Linked DNA regions of Mus musculus: region 2 is linked to region 1. The links are chromatin loops, found by intact Hi-C in ENCODE. Cell type or tissue: left cerebral cortex. All regions are shown on one strand. Links, peaks and the distances in the headings refer to the core of each region. The heading gives the core; the rest is flanking DNA.

The links. Hi-C counts contacts between places; a loop is a spot of excess contacts. Peaks named below come from ENCODE experiments on the same cell type or tissue, not always from the same donor. Only the 100,000 strongest peaks of a DNase experiment are listed, where the experiment ranks them.
Region 2: a loop joins it to region 1, with 6 times the contacts of the local background. A loop is called at or near these places in 2 of 42 quality-filtered maps.

The regions. Positions count from the first base shown.
Region 1 is chr15:18,815,044-18,823,378 of GRCm38, forward strand. Cdh10 (cadherin 10) reads left to right here and starts at 3,904. Exons shown (of 12, transcript NM_001316758.1): 1 at 3,904-4,044. It overlaps C030047K22Rik (a long non-coding RNA gene), which reads right to left and starts at 3,915. Exons shown (of 4, transcript XR_383849.4): 1 at 3,538-3,915. In left cerebral cortex, for the core only: a CTCF peak has its summit at 6,513 (motif pointing right); DNase peaks (open chromatin) are centred at 3,657, 4,518, 4,794, 5,378 and 4 more places; H3K4me3 peaks cover 5,081 bases; H3K27ac peaks cover 4,435 bases.
Region 2 is chr15:18,060,516-18,068,850 of GRCm38, forward strand. It overlaps Gm41277 (a long non-coding RNA gene), which reads right to left and starts at 3,568. Exons shown (of 4, transcript XR_875054.1): 1 at 3,464-3,568; 2 at 1,228-1,447; 3 at 266-560. In left cerebral cortex, for the core only: no CTCF peak of the experiment used is centred there; DNase peaks (open chromatin) are centred at 4,839 and 5,197; H3K27ac peaks cover 1,497 bases.

The DNA of each region.
Region 1 (8,335 bases), core at 187-8,186:
ATTGGCTCCCGACTAGTGAACATAAAATTATGCCTCCTCTACTGAGTGTCTGAGAACAATGCAAGTATCTTACATATGTGTCTTGCTCCTCATTCGCATTAGTATCTGTTTGACAATAAACTGGTCATATGAAGACCTGCAACATAATCCTTCCCACCCCTGTTGTGAATGTTACCTATAATGAAAATACAAGTTTAACTTTTCCCAAACTCTACTATCCTGAAAGGCCAAGTAGAAAGGAATTAGGGGGAAAAAATGTCTCAGACACATTATATTTGATGCCAAAATATTTCAGGAGGATGGAGTAATGTGGACACTCATAACCACACACCGGATAACCACAGAGAGAAACTGGAAGTGGAAATTGGCATTATCTCTCAGAGCAGCCAAAGAAACGGAGACTGCCTGGAGTAGAAGCTTTGATGTCGTTTATTATTATTTATTTATTTGTTCACAGTTAGGTCAGTGCACCTTAAAGAATAAGGATTACTGTTTACAACAACTTGGCAATTTCTTAGACATTTGGATTGGAAGTTTGCTTTATTTGATTGATTTTCATGTAATGACTCTTTAGATTTTTGTAACAAGTTGTCAGCCTTCACACATTATTATTACTATAATTATTATTAAAATATAATTAACCATTACTGTAACAATGATTGAGGATACTTTTGATGTTTTAGTGTGTTATAATTATAAGTTATGTTCTGTGTCACTTGAATTTTGTTATAAGCATGTATTTGGAAATATACATGTTAAATTTCCATGAGGTGTAATTGGCTCTCAGTGCACGTGAGTTCTAACACACATAGACCTGTTCAGGAGGTACTTGCTCATTCCTCCCTTGCTCAGAGAGCTAGCTGCACCTCTGTATTTCCATCCGTTTGTTTCATATATCCGGGACTCACTCCTTGACAGTTTACCAGGAAATCTGCAAACAGAGCATCTTCCAAAATTTCAGGCTACATCATGTTTAGCATAAAATAACGAACTGGAAAATAGTACTGTTTAATAGAACAAAGCACCAAAGGCTTTACTTTTTAGGCAGCAGGTATTCTTTTCTCTAGTTTTGATTGCTAGGGCGCGCAACCATTTTGACTACAGTTTTAGATATAGATGTGAGGAATAAAGAAGTGAACACTTTTTTGTGGAGGGCATTAATAGAATGTGATCAATTCTTATATCTATTCTGCCTTTCTCTCTTCTCTCCATCTCTTCCTTCTCGTCCCATCTCTTACTTAAACTTAAGAATTCTTGAATCTAGTTATCGTTAACTAAGTATTATACAGTGCCATAAAACAGAGTATCATTGGGAGGCTATTCTAAATTTGAAATATAATAGAAATTTTGTTCTATAAAACCACACTCTAATAGGCTATCATGTGACAAAAGATGTGACAAAGACTGTGACAGTTGTGTCCAATTCAACTCTGTTTTAGAAACTTAGAACAGCCAATTTTATATGTTAATCATAGTATTCATATATAGTGATATCAATGGCTTCAATGGTTAAATATTGTGGTTGTTGTTTCCTTCTGAGTAATTACTATCTCTCCATGCCTCCCAGGGACATCTGTCACTCAGTATTTCTTTTCTAGTCAATAATATTTTACAAGTGATATGAATACCTAGGCCTTACTTTCCAAGGACCCAGCACCTTTTCTCTGCATTTGATTCCTCTTCCAGAAGGTAAATGTGGAACCATCTATCATGTGAGTTCAGTTCCTTACATATGTTGACAGGATGGAATGAAATTTTCTGATATTTGCATGAGGCAAAGGCATCTTATCAATTCAAAAGTCCATGTAAGAGAGGGTCAAGGTTCTTTTAGAAAACTCCCTTGGTCATGTGTTGTTTGGAGCATGTATTATAATTAACCAAATGTTATTTCACTTTGGATCCAAGCCTTTGGTATTAAGGAAAAATAAATAAAATACAACACATATATCCAGTAAAAGAATTTTTCATCTTGCAAGAATAGGCACCAGTCATGAAATCTATTTAAGCTGTGTTATTGAACAGAAGAATATATGCCTTTAAAATTTCTCTTAAAAGCCAATGTATATATCAATCATAGTATTATAGGAAGTAAACAGTGACCTGAGTGATATAAATACAGCCTCCCTCCTCCCAAGAAGTATGTAATACTTATTCTTAATAGACCATGAAGACAAGGGACTTAGGAAAAATTTGTGGGCAAAGACTGTAGCTATTTCTGTTAGAGTCCCATTTGCTGAACTTTTACATGGTCAGTACATGTATTCTCATCTTAGACTCTGCAAGGGTTATATGTGAGGAAAATTAGTTCTTTCCTACTATAGATACCATTTAATGAGTGAAAATGATTTTTGATTTTTACTGTGAGCTAAAGTGATAGAACAACCTGTGGTAAATTAAATCTTCCTTGAAATTTAAAGTGTCTCTGGCCTTCCTCGTCTATTAGTGCCTTCCTGTTTGTTTGTTTGTTTGTTTTCTGTCTGCTGTTGTTGTTGCTGCTGTTGTTGTTAGTTTGAGTGTGTAAAGTGTCTCCTGCTTGGTAAGTTATCAAATGTGTCCTCTCTGGGTTCTTGGCATCTTACCCCAGCAGTAGCAGGGAAGAGGGAGGTGAGTTCTGTAGACTGGTGCTGCCACTCTTACCTTAGTATTTATACCTTTAGCAAAGGTACTTAACAGCTCAGTAAGCTTATTGTGCTTTCTAATCACAGTTGCCTGACATGATCTTCATAATTGTTGTTGTATTTTATATTTTTATAATGTACATGTATAAGATTTATTTATAGGTAGCATTTTTTTTTTCAGAAGGAATCTACATGCATGTAGCCAAGAAAATGTAAAGGTGTTAACTATTGTGTGGAGCTATACTGACATCTTTGGTTAGGTTCTGGTTGATGAAAACTTAATGTAGAGATAGAAGAATTGGGAAAAGGACAATTAACGGGTTGAGGGGCAGCTGGAACCATCCAGATGCATCGGTATCAGACTGTACGCTGTTTTAGACATAAATACATTTATGAGAAAAAGTTTAAAAGCAAAAAAAAATTGTGTCAACTCCCAAATCTGAATATTTTAATGATACTAATTATATATGTAAATTATTAATGACACAGGCTGAGAGCATAGCTTGTATGATTAAACTGACAGAACTGCTCAGAGACATTCTCAAATGAGGAAGAGGAAGGTGTGTTCTCCTTATGACAATAAACAAGGAATAAAGGTATTTGGAGAACCAAAAAGTTCACTTGCCCTCAAAATAAAGGTTTAAAGCCAGCCCCCACCCACACCAATTATTCTCTGTTGTTAATATACCTGGTCTGATTGCCCTTTGCTTGGCGCTCCGCTAATATTTGTGTTTGGACGGGCTGTTCTAAGGATGCTGCAGGCATATCCGTGCCAGAGAAAAGCAAAGAAGTAAATTTTTTTTTAATTTCTTTTTTTCTTTTTCTTTTTTTTTTAAATTTTAATTGCTAGAAGCAGTCGCAGAATCCGAGTTTCTGGGATTGTGTTAGGGGCGCAGGCGGATTAGATGGGGCCGATTACCTTAGGCTGGAAACAGAGAGTCTTTCTGCCCTGCGGGGGAGGGGACGCCTTTCATGCGCAGCCCTCCTCTCGGATGCTCCCTCCCTCGCATTCACTTGCAAATCGCTGTGTGCTGGCAGGAGCCGGCACTTCCAGTCTCTAACCTTCCCATGGCGAGTGCTGCAGCTCCATCAGCAGAACCTTTCTCTCCGTGTGAGGAACGGCTTTCCCCCCACCCTTTCCTTTCTTCCCCCCCCCCCTTCCTTAATCAGAACCACTGAATGAAAGCCAATCAGAGAGAGAGAGAGAGAGAGAGAGGGAGAGTTCGCTCCCCCCTCCCCGCTTTCTTTGGTTCCCTGCCGTCCAGAGTTAAAAGTGACGCTGAGAGAAAGCTTGAGTTAGACCGAAGTAGAATCAGGGAGAGAAAAATAACAGCAGAAAACAAACAGAAAGGGGGACAGGGGGACAGGCTCTTCAGGGTTATTTGGCTGGAACCAACTTCCGTTTTCCAGAAGCTGATGAAACAAGGTAGGAGGAATTCACCTCTTGTCTTTTAACTGCTGTAAGGTCTTGCCATTTCTTCCCTTGCTGGGGGTGGACATATGGGGTAGGTATGTTCTTGCCTCTTTTTTTATTTTTTATTTTTATTTTTTTAAGTTATATGCGCAATTATTCTAAAAATCCTTACCTTTCAGTAAACAAATGAGCATGCAACTCTTTCTGATGAGTTTCCAGGAACAACTGCTTTCCATGTAGGTAATGGGAAGCCGGATAAATAATCTATTATGTTCAACAGTGTGGGGTCTTGCTAGTGGAGTTTTCGAATTCATTCATTCTGAACAATTGCTGAAAATGTTTACGGAGTGTCATTAGTCTTGCTCGTTCCTGTTTACCTCTGTCTCGGATAGCAGCTTAGCAGGTAGCACTGTTTGCTGTGAACTCTAGCTTCAGCTAACATTACTTTGCATTCCATATGAACGGGTTCACTCCTCACTTATCCCTGGTCATAGTTCGTTATGCATTCAGTATAGAGAGAAATGACAGCCAGAGGACAGATGCCTTGAAGCTGTGAGTGGTCACATCTACAGGAAGACAGTCGATTGACATTCATCAGAAACAGGATGGATATAATTCCTATGCTCACCTTTTGTATGAGTAGGAAGTATCAGGGGGTAAAATTTAAAAGGGGGGGGGGATTAAATGCATGCAGTCAGCAGTTGCAGCATTTATTGTCTCTGCTGCAATAAAATCCATATTTTATGTGGTGTTAAATTAATGCAGCATGTTGGCATGTCTAAATGGATGTCCTCAACAAGTAACTATTATAGCACTGTAAGTATGGGCCAAAGCAGTAGTCGGCAAATGTTTCCATGCCACCACAATAAAAACCAAGTACCTCTTTCCCATGTACAGGGGAGAGGCTATAGGTATAATCAAAGACAAACATTTAAAACTGACCTATCATCTCTTGCTTTCAAAAAGAAAAAAGAAAAAAAAAAAGGAAAGCCGATCTATTTCCTACAATTGTGGTCCTTCATTCCAGTAAAAGCTCCTATTATCCAAAGCGGCACATGCATTGCTACTCTTTGGAGATGCTTCCTTTAAAAAAATATATCTAATTTTTTTTTCTCTTGTAAGATCTATTTTAAAAATAATCTGTCCCTGTGATGCTGACAACTGTTATACTTCAATGCATATGTTAGGAGACTCTCTCCCTTCTCAACACCCCCCCCTGCCTTTCTTTTAAAACGTAGTTACAAGAGCTTCACTGTGGTGAATAACACTTGGCAAGAGGGTGCTCATTTTTTAGGTCTGGTATGGTGAGGATTTTTAATTAGTGGAACTTTCATGAAAACATTATGTCATTGACAGAGCTGCATGTTCATTTTTAGTTACAGAGAGGAAGGGAAAGGAAGAGAGAGCCCGTGTTCTAGAGAGATGGGCACATGATAAGTTGCATGGGTAATCTGCTCCCTGGGCTGGTAAATGGGGCACATATGTATTCCGTGTGCAGAGCAAGAGGAAATACTGGTTTATTTGGCCAGAGAGGAGTGAATGGATTGAAAAAGTGAGCAGATGTGCACAGCCTGTGTATGTGGCCGAGGGGAACATCAATTGCAAAACATCCCAAGGGTAAAAAGGTAAAGGATTGCTTCCTTTTGCTGTTACTTTTTTTTTTTTTTTTTTTTTTGACTATGTTTTTAAAGTCTGACTCACTGTCTGCCTGCCTTAAACCAGACACTTCTTTGGTTTCAAATACTCACTGTTAACAAATTGACTTCAGAGCTGATTACATTTCTCTGACTCCAAAGAATGGAATGACATACATTGTGATGTTGGGGGGTTGGGGAGTGTGTATGTGTGTGTGGTTGGGGGGGGGGCGGTTAGGGAATTGAGAAAACCAAATGGAAACTGTGTGAACCAATCTACCTCTGCATAGATGAAATTAATGGTTAAATTACCAGGTGCTTGATTAATGCTCCAGGTGAGGCGCTTTGATCTTTATAAAAAAAAAAAATCACTGTTCACTAAGAGGCACTATGCTGTGTGCACTTGGGATGCAGAGCTTTACTGTGAGAATTTTTTTTAAAAATCTACACTGAGATATTCTTGGTGAAAAAAAAAAAAAAAAAGATTTTCTGTCTAGAAAGATATACAGCTCTGGCAACCTGGCACATTATTAAGGGAGTTCATGGAATATGAGAAACATATAAATAAATAAATAAATAAATAAATAAATAAATAAATAAATAGTTTCCCTAGCTAGGACTGTAATACGTGACAGTGCAAAGGTTGTGAAAGACGTGAATCCTGACCGGACTAAAAGGTGAAGTTTTTGATTATTACCTGCTTTCTCATATACACAAATAGAGACGGCAAAGTGTACAGATCTGGCAGATTTCTTGTCACATAGCTGTTTCCTGTGTCTCTTAACCTACTTTGCAGTAGGAGATCCGACACCACATCCTCCCGGAGTATGTCATTTTATACCACATGTCTCCACTAGGCGGCAGCACAGGCACAGCGTTGGACTGAGCATGCTGATTCAGCAGCTGTGAAGCATGCTAAGTGTTCTTAGGAGTCTTCAGAAGGTACAGGAGGCAATTGATACAGATCAACGGTATAAACTCAGCTTCCCTTGTCTAGACCTCGGTCTTCCAGAGCAATATTTGTACCATACACATCACACCCTGCTGATGTCACATTACAAGTAGCTACAGAATAGTAGGAAGTACAAATAGAGAAACAGAAATACTTTTTTTTTTAAATTGGCAATTATAGGTGGTTTATTTAAACTATTTTATTTCTCAGTTTCTATCTTAATTTTGCTAACTGCTTTGTGATTAATTTACAATATTGTCAAAAAACGTCGTTTCTCATAAAGAGCAAATGTGCGTTTGATTGTAACAAAGTGGACTGAAGTTCAAAAACAAGAAGGATTACCTATTGGTTCTCACAGTGATGAAGTTGACAAATATTGCTTCAAGTACCACGTAGAGTGACTATTGTGAAAAAGTGAATAAGAGAAAGATTATTAAAAATACAAAATTGAAAGTTGACATAGGAAACTCTATATTGATTTACACAACAGTCAAGACAGTGACTTCATCTAGACAATAACCTGCACTATATAGGACGGAAATATCTCTCTGTGTTTGTCTGGACAGCACTTGGGTCATGTTCACAGAATGTACTTCTAATAATTTATTGCTTTTAAAATTAATAAATTATGCTCAGGGGTTTTTTGTTGTTGTTGTTTTTGCTTGTTTGTTTGATTTTGTATTTCTGTCAACAAGCAGTTCCTGTTTCTATGATGGTGATGTCTGCTTAGGGGTCACCCTGGTCCTCATTTCTGACTCTGATAGATTCCATTCACTCTTTACTTGACATTTTGCTCTGAGACCTTGAGCCTTTCCAAATCAGTTGTCTTTCCTCGAAGGGTGGGTGCCTGAGGCAGAAGGGACATACTGCTTTTGCCAAGCCTTTCCTGACACCGTTCAGTCCAGCTAACCCTCACCCACACAGAGTAGAAGAATCAGGTCTGTCACTTGAAAGCCACAGAATTCTGTGGAAGTTCCAATAGTGAGATGTTAGTATTAATCAGGCAGCTCTTAAACGTAATTTCTTAATACAACTTTGCCTCATTGTTTATTACCAGTGCAACTTCTCAGAGAAAGACTGGCTTCTGTGTAATTTTGTTTTTAATCTTGAAAGTCATTTATTCTCACAGATTCCTTCAGACTTTTGTGCTGTTCCTCTGTAGCTGAATGAGTGATGTATCAACCTCTCTATTACAAAGTACATTTTGTTAAAGCCTTAACTGTTCGGGAAGCAGAATTTTAAAAAGAGAAAACAGTGCATTGAATATGAGGGAGGACAGTCAAACCCTAGCCCACATCATTTCAGGGGGTAGGTTCCTGAGAAATAATGCCTGCTTGTGGGAGGGTGAGATGCCTTCCTGTGGGAATCGTTTGCAGGTTAGAGATGGAGTTTGTTAGTAACACTGGAAAGCACTTTACCATCATGTGATTTCAGTGCTCAGTTGTATGTATGTATGTATGTATGTATGTATGTATGTATGTATGTATGTATGTATTTTAGAAAGCAGCATCTCTAGCCTGTCTTTATACATGAACATTAAAGGACATTTCAGGCTTCAGGAAAGGATGCAGCAGTAGGCTGGAAGATGCAGTACAGCCTTGTCTCTCAACAGGAAACTCAGCAGTAGATGACAAGTCTAAACACTTCAGAGCATTGCTGGTCTTCATAGATTTAGCAGAACATTTCCCTCCTCTTTCTTCTTCCCTTCCTCCCTTCT
Region 2 (8,335 bases), core at 118-8,117, 750 kb before region 1:
TGCCAGTGGATTTTTTGTTTGTTTTTTGGTCTTTTATATATACTATTTTCTGCTCAAATGTCATTCTAGATTGAAGAAGTAACTTGGTTGGTTTTAATTAGATGAAGAGAGTACTTGATTTTTACAGACTCAGAACTCTAACCATTATGCTATGTACACATTTAATTCCAGTAATAACACATTTTGTATTCCATCAATTGAAATAAACAATAATGATTAGAAAGGTTTTAAATTAAACATTGCCCAAACATACAAGGCTACTTACAATAAGACATCTGTGCTTTTGAGGTCCAAAATGAGATCTGAAGTGGGAATGGCTGGTTTCATTAAAAACGCATCATGCGATGTTTTTCTGGAAAGTGTCTTATGAGAAGATGTTTTGATGAAGTAGACACATGGTGGTTTTCTGGAAATGGTCTGGTGGAAGAGGATGTGATGTTTTTCTGTAGCGGATGCTTGGGAGGACACATGATACTTGGAAATAGTTGAATTGAATAAATATTGGATGATGCTCTGGCACTAATCCTCCTTGCTAGTTGTATTAGTCAGGGTTTCTATTCCTGCACAAACATCATGACCAAGAAGCAAGGTGGGGAGAAAAGGACATTCAACTTATGCTTTCATATTGCAATTCTTTACCAAAGGAAGTCAGGACAGGAACTCACACAGAAGGAACCTGGAGGCAGGAGCTGATACAGAGGCCATGGAGGGATGTTAATTACTGGCTTTCTAAACTTACTTTCTTATAGAACCCAGGACTACAAGCCCAGGGATGGTTCCACCCACAATGGGCTCTCCTACCCTTGATAACTAATTGATGAAATGCCTTAGAGCTGGATCTCATTGAGGATTTCCTGAGGGAGTCTCCTTTCTCTATGATAACTCCAGCTCATGTCAAGCTGACACACAAATAGCAAGTACACTAGTCCTTGTTGGGCTTCGTTTATTCTGGTCTTTACTTGTGATTTTTTTTAGAGAGAAATATATCAAAGAACTTTTGTTGGTATTGCAGCTACACCTTGCCTCTTCAGCACATTTGTGCTGATTGGCAGAACCTCAAGTTTTTTTTTTTTTTTTTTGGATCAAGCATGTGCTGCTGCTGACTCATGTTTGCTCTTTTTCTAGTAGACTATAGTGTTAACAACAGAGATTGAAATTGCCCCCAAAGAACTACTTCTAAACAGATCCATTTGCCCCCTAGTCCTATTAGCCATCTTCCTCCCTTACCTTTGGAGAGTTGGCTATAAGAGAGGTTGAAGAGTTTAAGAACCCTTATTAAAGTAGGTTTTTAAAGAAGATAAGCCGAAGGAGGTTCATGGTCCATGCTGCCACTGGGGACCATGTTGAGGTTTCATGATGCAGCCAGAAGTCATGTGGATGTCCATGATCTTACTGCTATGAGCAGGAAAGCTTCTATGACAGAGGTATCAATAACTCCAGACTCGTACTTGAGAATGAAAAAAAAAAAATAAAGGGTATATGTTCACAGTTTATGGCTTCTGTCATGGGTGATACAAAAGACAGAGTTAACTTTAAGCTTACTCACTGGGGGATTGAGCATGCTCAAATGAGTATATTAGTAACATAAATTGTACTTGGTGTATCGTCTTTGGTACAGAAGGCACAAAAAATGGCATGGTGGACCTGAGAGGGATGGAAAGTGAGTATAACTTCGATACAGTGTGTAACATTCTGAATCAATAAACTACCATGTTGGGAAGAATGCCATTAATGTAAAACAAATAGGAATGAAGATTACGGAGAAATACCAAAAATGAAAATTTGGCTAACAGCCTTTATAATAGGGCATTTCTGAAAAATACATTATGAGTGTGATGATAGCTCTGAGGGAATCAATTAACTAGTACAGTGTTACAAAAAGAATTTAGAAATGCCTGAAATTAATCATAAAATGATAACTTCTGTAGACTAGCAATGTCTGAAGGTAAAATCATTTTTAGAAATAATTGCAGTTATTATTCAAAATGAACAAAAACAAAAAGTCTACAGATTTAAAACTCTCACGGAGGCAATTTAAAACAATGAAAAACTATCTCACCTGAACATGTGGCACACTGTAATAACCTCAAAGCCATTTTTTTTAAATTAAAAGAAAAGCAAAATACCAGGCAATTATAGCACTATACTTTAAAATATCAAAATACAATGGGAAAAAAAAAACAATCTGTTAGAAAGGTTATCTAAAATATCACTTAAGAGAATATGGTGTAGGAGATGAATCTCACTTCATAAACGGCTTTTCACAAAAGCATGAGAATCAGAGTTCAGACACCAAATCCTCAGGTAAGGCTGGTAGATATCCTAGCAACAGGTAAGTAGAGTTAGTTGATATAGCTAGAGCTTGATCTAGCCTTCTGGCTAGACTAGTCCAGTTGTGAACTCTCAGTTTAAATGAAAGACATTGCTTCAATATATAAGGACTAAAGTGACGGAAAATGACATCAATGCACAACCGAAACCTATACATATTCTCTACACATGAGAACACTCCATATATCTTCTCTTAAAAATACAAGATTTTGTTTTGTTTTGTATTTTGTTTGTTTTTTGAGACATGATTTCTCTGTATAGCCCTGGCTGTCCTGAAACTCACTCTGTAGACCAGGCTGGCCTCAAACTCAGAAACCCACCTGCATCTGTCTCCCAAGTGCTGGAATTAAAGGCATGCACCAACACTGCCTGGCTGAGAATTAAGCTCAGGACCTCTGGAAGAGCAGTCAGTGCTTTTAACCACTGAGCCATCTCTCCAGCCCCAAAATGCAAGATCTTGAGCCCTATCTACTTTTATTTTTATACTGGTTCTAGTCTCCTGATTCCAGTATGTTATAACATCTGCTCTTTCATTCTGTATAACATGGGATTTTGGAAGTCAATCTCTCAATTCCAGTAAATGAATGCAGAGTCACATCTAATGTAGTCATGTAAGAATCTTATTTTGCCAAATGATTGTATTAAGTATCATTACATGATATATTCTGAGGTATTTGTCATGATCATAAGTCATCCAAGTGTCTTATAAAGTGATACTTTACTTAATAAAAAGAGTCAAATTTCCATTTCAGATTCTGTGCAGTTATGTTCCTGAAAACTGTGACACTTTCTTCTCACCAGTAAAGGAAAGCATGATATTCAAGACAAACTCATTAAATTGCAAGAAACTAGGGTGTTTGATTTCTGTAAAGATCACTAACATGCAGAATTATAGAATCTTAGAAATGTGTTCGATGTGAGCAAAATCGGATTTCAAGTATTTTATTTTTTTAATCTTTTAGAACATAATATAATGACAAAATTTTCCATTCATCTAAACACTCTTAGATTGCCTTCCCTGATCACCCTGAAATACTTGACCATTTTTTCCTAATAATTTTATTTGGCACATATATGAATATGAATAAACACAAAATCTTACATATAACCAATTCAGTCTATACAAAGTTACTTGTGTATCTGTTTTCAGGGATGCTTATCTGGCACTGGACAGCCAATTGTGTGCTTGTCCCTGGAGTAGACCACCTTTTCCACTCCAGCTTCCCTCAGTTGCCTATAGTTCTTTGAGATGTTTGAGACCTTGTGGGCCTTTGTGTGTTCAGTTTGCCATGCCATTATTGGGCAGTCATAATGGTGAGATTTTTAAGGGTGTGGTTGTTTTGCTGTTGCTAAGATACACAATCTCACAGAAAATTCCCTCAATGCTCTGACTGTTAAAAGTTTTTCTACAAACTCATTCATAAAGTTCCCTGGGCCTAATGTATAGGAGGAGTGTTTTACAGATGTATCCGTTGGGGCTGGGTTTCATACCTCTGAAAATTGGTTGGCTGTGGTTTTCTGTAGTGGTCTCTATTATGATGAGTCATTTAATGTCCTGACAATGACCAAAGGTTCTCTATTGGATTTTAGACCCAGTCATCAAGATGGAATCCTTGTGTGGTACTGAAAATCTTGCTAAATATTCAGTGCTAGTGAAATCATGGTTACTGGGGAAAAAGCTACAATCTCCAATTTACTAAACAAGAAGAAGCCCTAGACACAATGCATAAACATGGATGCTTATACTCACAGAAAATTGTAGGTTTTGCCCTCACTTTATTGCATTTTAAGTTTTGCAGTAATTAGGCCTATATAGCACGAACAAGCATTAACCCGAACTTGAGGACACACTGGAACATCCTTAAAAAACCATAAACGCAATTACTTTAACAAGAAATATGTACACAAAATAGAAAGAGAGAAATGGGAATATTTATAAAATCTGAACTAAAATATATACAAGAAAAATTTCTGTAATTATACGTAGCTCATTACTAATCATCCCTATTTAACTAAGGTTAAATTCTGATGGCTGTGAACCTTTTGCTAGGACAAATAGATAGCAGTTTTTAAATCAAAGTTTTATCTTTTTAAAGTTACAAAATACGTCTTGTTAAACAGAAGTTTAAAATTAAGCAGTGGGAAAGTGAAAAAAATAAAAACCCTCAAAGATGACACAAACTTCTCCATGTTTTATTTTAGTATTTACTCCAGTCACTTGAATCATCACCTTTAATTAGTTTTATCTTATATCCTCCAAACTGCTGTGAAATTTGTTATTCTGTTCCCTTTTTAAAAGATATGTTGCTATTTCGTGACTATTAATTTTCAGATTAAGAAAAACCTACAGAACAAAAATATTTGCTCAGCAAAAGATCTCAGCAAGTCTCAGCATAATTTTGAAAAACAACATTGTGCTTCCTAAAACTAAGACAAAAATGTGCTTGTACGAGGCGCTTCCAAGGCTTCCACAAACGGAAGAGATTTCTTCCAATTTTTATCTTTGGGATCCTTCTGCTTGGCTATAATTTTAAACATATCTTTTAAAATATCTTTTCTTAACAAGCTGATGTGAATTAGCATTCAAGTCATTAACTTTTATGTAATAGCTTTGATTCCAATTGAAGCTGTTTGTCTCTATGTTTTTGTTACTTTATAAAATGCAAAAGTTATCTGGGCGGTATTCTTTAGGTTAAGATGTCTGAAATTCTGCCTTTTGTAAAAGTTGAACACTTGGATCATATCATTTGCGATCAAAGTCAGAGAAGAAGGTGATAGAAATATAGGAGCTCACACTGCAAGTGAAGTCTGCACTGCTGAAGAAGGCACATTAGAAAAGCTGTTAGCTGGACCAGTTGCCTACAGGAAACATCACATTCTCTATAGAAGTGCCGCCTCAGACTATTAAATGTAGACAAGGGGGCAAGCTCCATAATTAGATGCAGTAGGTGGAAACAAAAATGCTTGAAAAGTGTGAATTTATTTAAAATGACAGACAGCTCAAGAAGTTACACTTTTTTTTTACAAAAGTGCATATTTTAAAAATCATTTCTAGACAAACCAATTACCATATGCTGTGAGGTTTAGAACTCATCTGAAAAAGAAAAACTGTTTAAAAAACTGTCAATTACTCTTTCAAAATGGTAAAATTTTTAAATGTTTCCTTTGGGCGTCTATCAATTAACTTTTGTATTATTTTAAAATTTATCAACTGAAATGACTTACACATGCAAATGAGGTAGACAAACTACAAACCACATACATGTATCAAGGGTTTCAGAGATTAGGGTTTAAAAATTTTGGTATTTAAAGAGAAGAACTCATTTAGAAACAAGGACACCAAAACATGTTTTGTCCAGTCTTTATTACCTTCCTGATCTGCACTCTGACTGTTTCTTATCTCAAACCTCCTTCTGCACCCTACCCCCCACCAGACCTCCCCACTCCCTGGTGCTCACGTCTCTTGAGAGTTAGGTGCATCTTCTTTTACTAAGGCCAGATCAAGCAGTCCTCTGCTGTATATGTGTTGGAGCCTCATATCAGCTAGTGTATGCTACTTGTTTGGGGACACAGTGTCTGAGAGATCTTGAAGGTCCAGGTTAGTTGATACTGCTGGTCTTCCAATGGGGTGGCCCTTCTCCACAGCTTCTAGCTTTTCCCCAATTTAACAAAATTTAACCAGAGTGATCTCCAGCTTCTGTGCATTGGTTGGGTGTAAATATCTACATCTGACTCTTTCATCTGCTTCCTGGGCCAACAAGCAGCTGAAAGAGTCAGATGAGTGTATATTTTTATGGTTATAAAGTAGAATGTACTGGAGGCCTGGAAGGTGAGAGACTCTCAGGCCTCAAAGGGAGGGACCTTGGATGAAGTGCTCTACAGTGGGGAGTGGGGAACTTGTAGAGTCCACATCCAGTGGAGGAACAGGACATCAAGCTAAGGGATGGGTTTGCCATCCCGTAGTCAAAAGCTCTGACCCAGAATTTTTCCTATCTGAAAGAACTGCAGGGACAAAAATGGAGAAGAGCATGAGAGAAAGGATCTCCAGAGACAGGCAACTCAAGGGGAGGCCCAGGGCCCTGACACTTAATGGGGCCATGGAGCACTTGCAGACAGGACCCTAGCATAGCTGGCCTCTCAGAGGCACAACAAACAGCTGAAATGTCAGTTTTATTTTTAATTAAAGCAAGTAAGATGTTTAATATGAAATAATAGAACCTTTGCTCATCTTGTCCTCTATCTTCCTATAAATATATGTATGCAATATGAGAATCTTTACTTTTCAGATTTAATGAATGGGTTGATCCATGACGCTTCTATAACTTTTATTCAATTTTATGGCAGAAAATCAATATATTACACAAAAAGGTTTTTTTTTTTCATTTTTTATTACATATTTTCCTCAATTACATTTCCAATGCTATCCCAAAAGTGCCCCATACCACCCCCCCCCACTACCCAACCCACCCATTCCCACATTTTGGCCCTGGAGTTCCCCTGGAATGGGGCATATAAAGTTTGCGTGTCCAATGGGCCTCTCTTTCCAGTGATGGCCAACTAGGCCATCTTTTGATACATATGCAGCTAGAGTCAAGAGCTACGGGGTACTGGTTAGTTCATAATGTTGCTGCACCTACAGGGTTGCAGATCTCTTTAGCTCCTTGGATGCTTTCTCTAGCTCCTCCATTGGGGGCCCTGTGATCCATCCAATAGCTGACTGTGAGCATCCACTTATGTGTTTGGTAGGCCCCGGTCTAGACTATAAAGATATCCATGATTATAAAACTTTACAATAGACATTGTAGAATCTATGTCCACATAAGAAACACTGGGGTCATTTGTTTTGATACCTATTTCCAAATTTATTCCTCTTCAGATTTCCAAACTAGTTACAGCTACTACTCACTTCTTCATTTTTTTAACATAGTTACATTTCAATCATAGATCACAGTTACTGTTAAAGAGGAGGAGATTTCTACACAAAGACATTAGACTTTTTTTTTTCTGATTAAAAAATTAAATGAAAGAAAGCCAGGCAGTGGTGAACATGCCTTTAATCCCAGCACTTGGGAGGCAGAGGCAGGTGGATTTCTAAGTTCGAGTCCTGCCTGGTTTACAGACTGAGTTCCAGGACAGCCCAGGTTAAAAAGGGAAACCCTGCCTCAAAACACACCCCCTCTAAAAAAAAAAAAAAGAAAACAAAACAAAACAAAACAAAAGAGAAAAAGAAAGTAAAAGAAAAGAAAAAAGAAACAGTCCTGTGATAGAACTAACTGTGTTTCTTAGGCTTTTCCAGCGTGAATGCAGATCATGTTATTAGCAGCCAAAACATGATTATGGGGTCTCAGATAAGTAAAACCCATGTAATAAAGATGAGCAGGTCTCTTCATCTTCAAGTGTAGTGCATCGTGTTTTGTGTTTCCTTATTTGGTGAATGGTGTATCATCATGGTAAATCTTTGTGCGTGCACAATCCCAAGCTTTGGTACATATATTAAATATAGACAACATAGACGGCTTTGTTAAAAGTTGATGAATAAGAAAAGTTAGATTATTATTATTTTATAAATAAAATAGATTATTGATAGCAATACAATACAATGTTGAGAAATATTATAGAAATCTTCATCACCAACAGCATTGATTTAAAAATCACATTCAGACTTTTGAAACATAATCAAACTTGGTGAATCGCATCTGTTATCTACTTGGGAGCCTATAGCAGGAGGATAAAATGTCTACTCCTATGCAACAGTGAGAACCATAAATCAAATTAGACAACCAACAATCTGTGGAAATCAATGAATTGGCATATTAATATTTTTCATAAACTGATTTCTCCTTTATTATAAAATTAAAGGAGGACAGGACACAAAAACACTGTCTTTTAAGTTGAAATATCTAATTAGAAAATATGGGGGAAAATATGTTCATTTATAGCACTTTGATCATCCTTTCTATCAAAATATTTATTGTGGAAAGTCATTATTTCATTGTTTATTCTA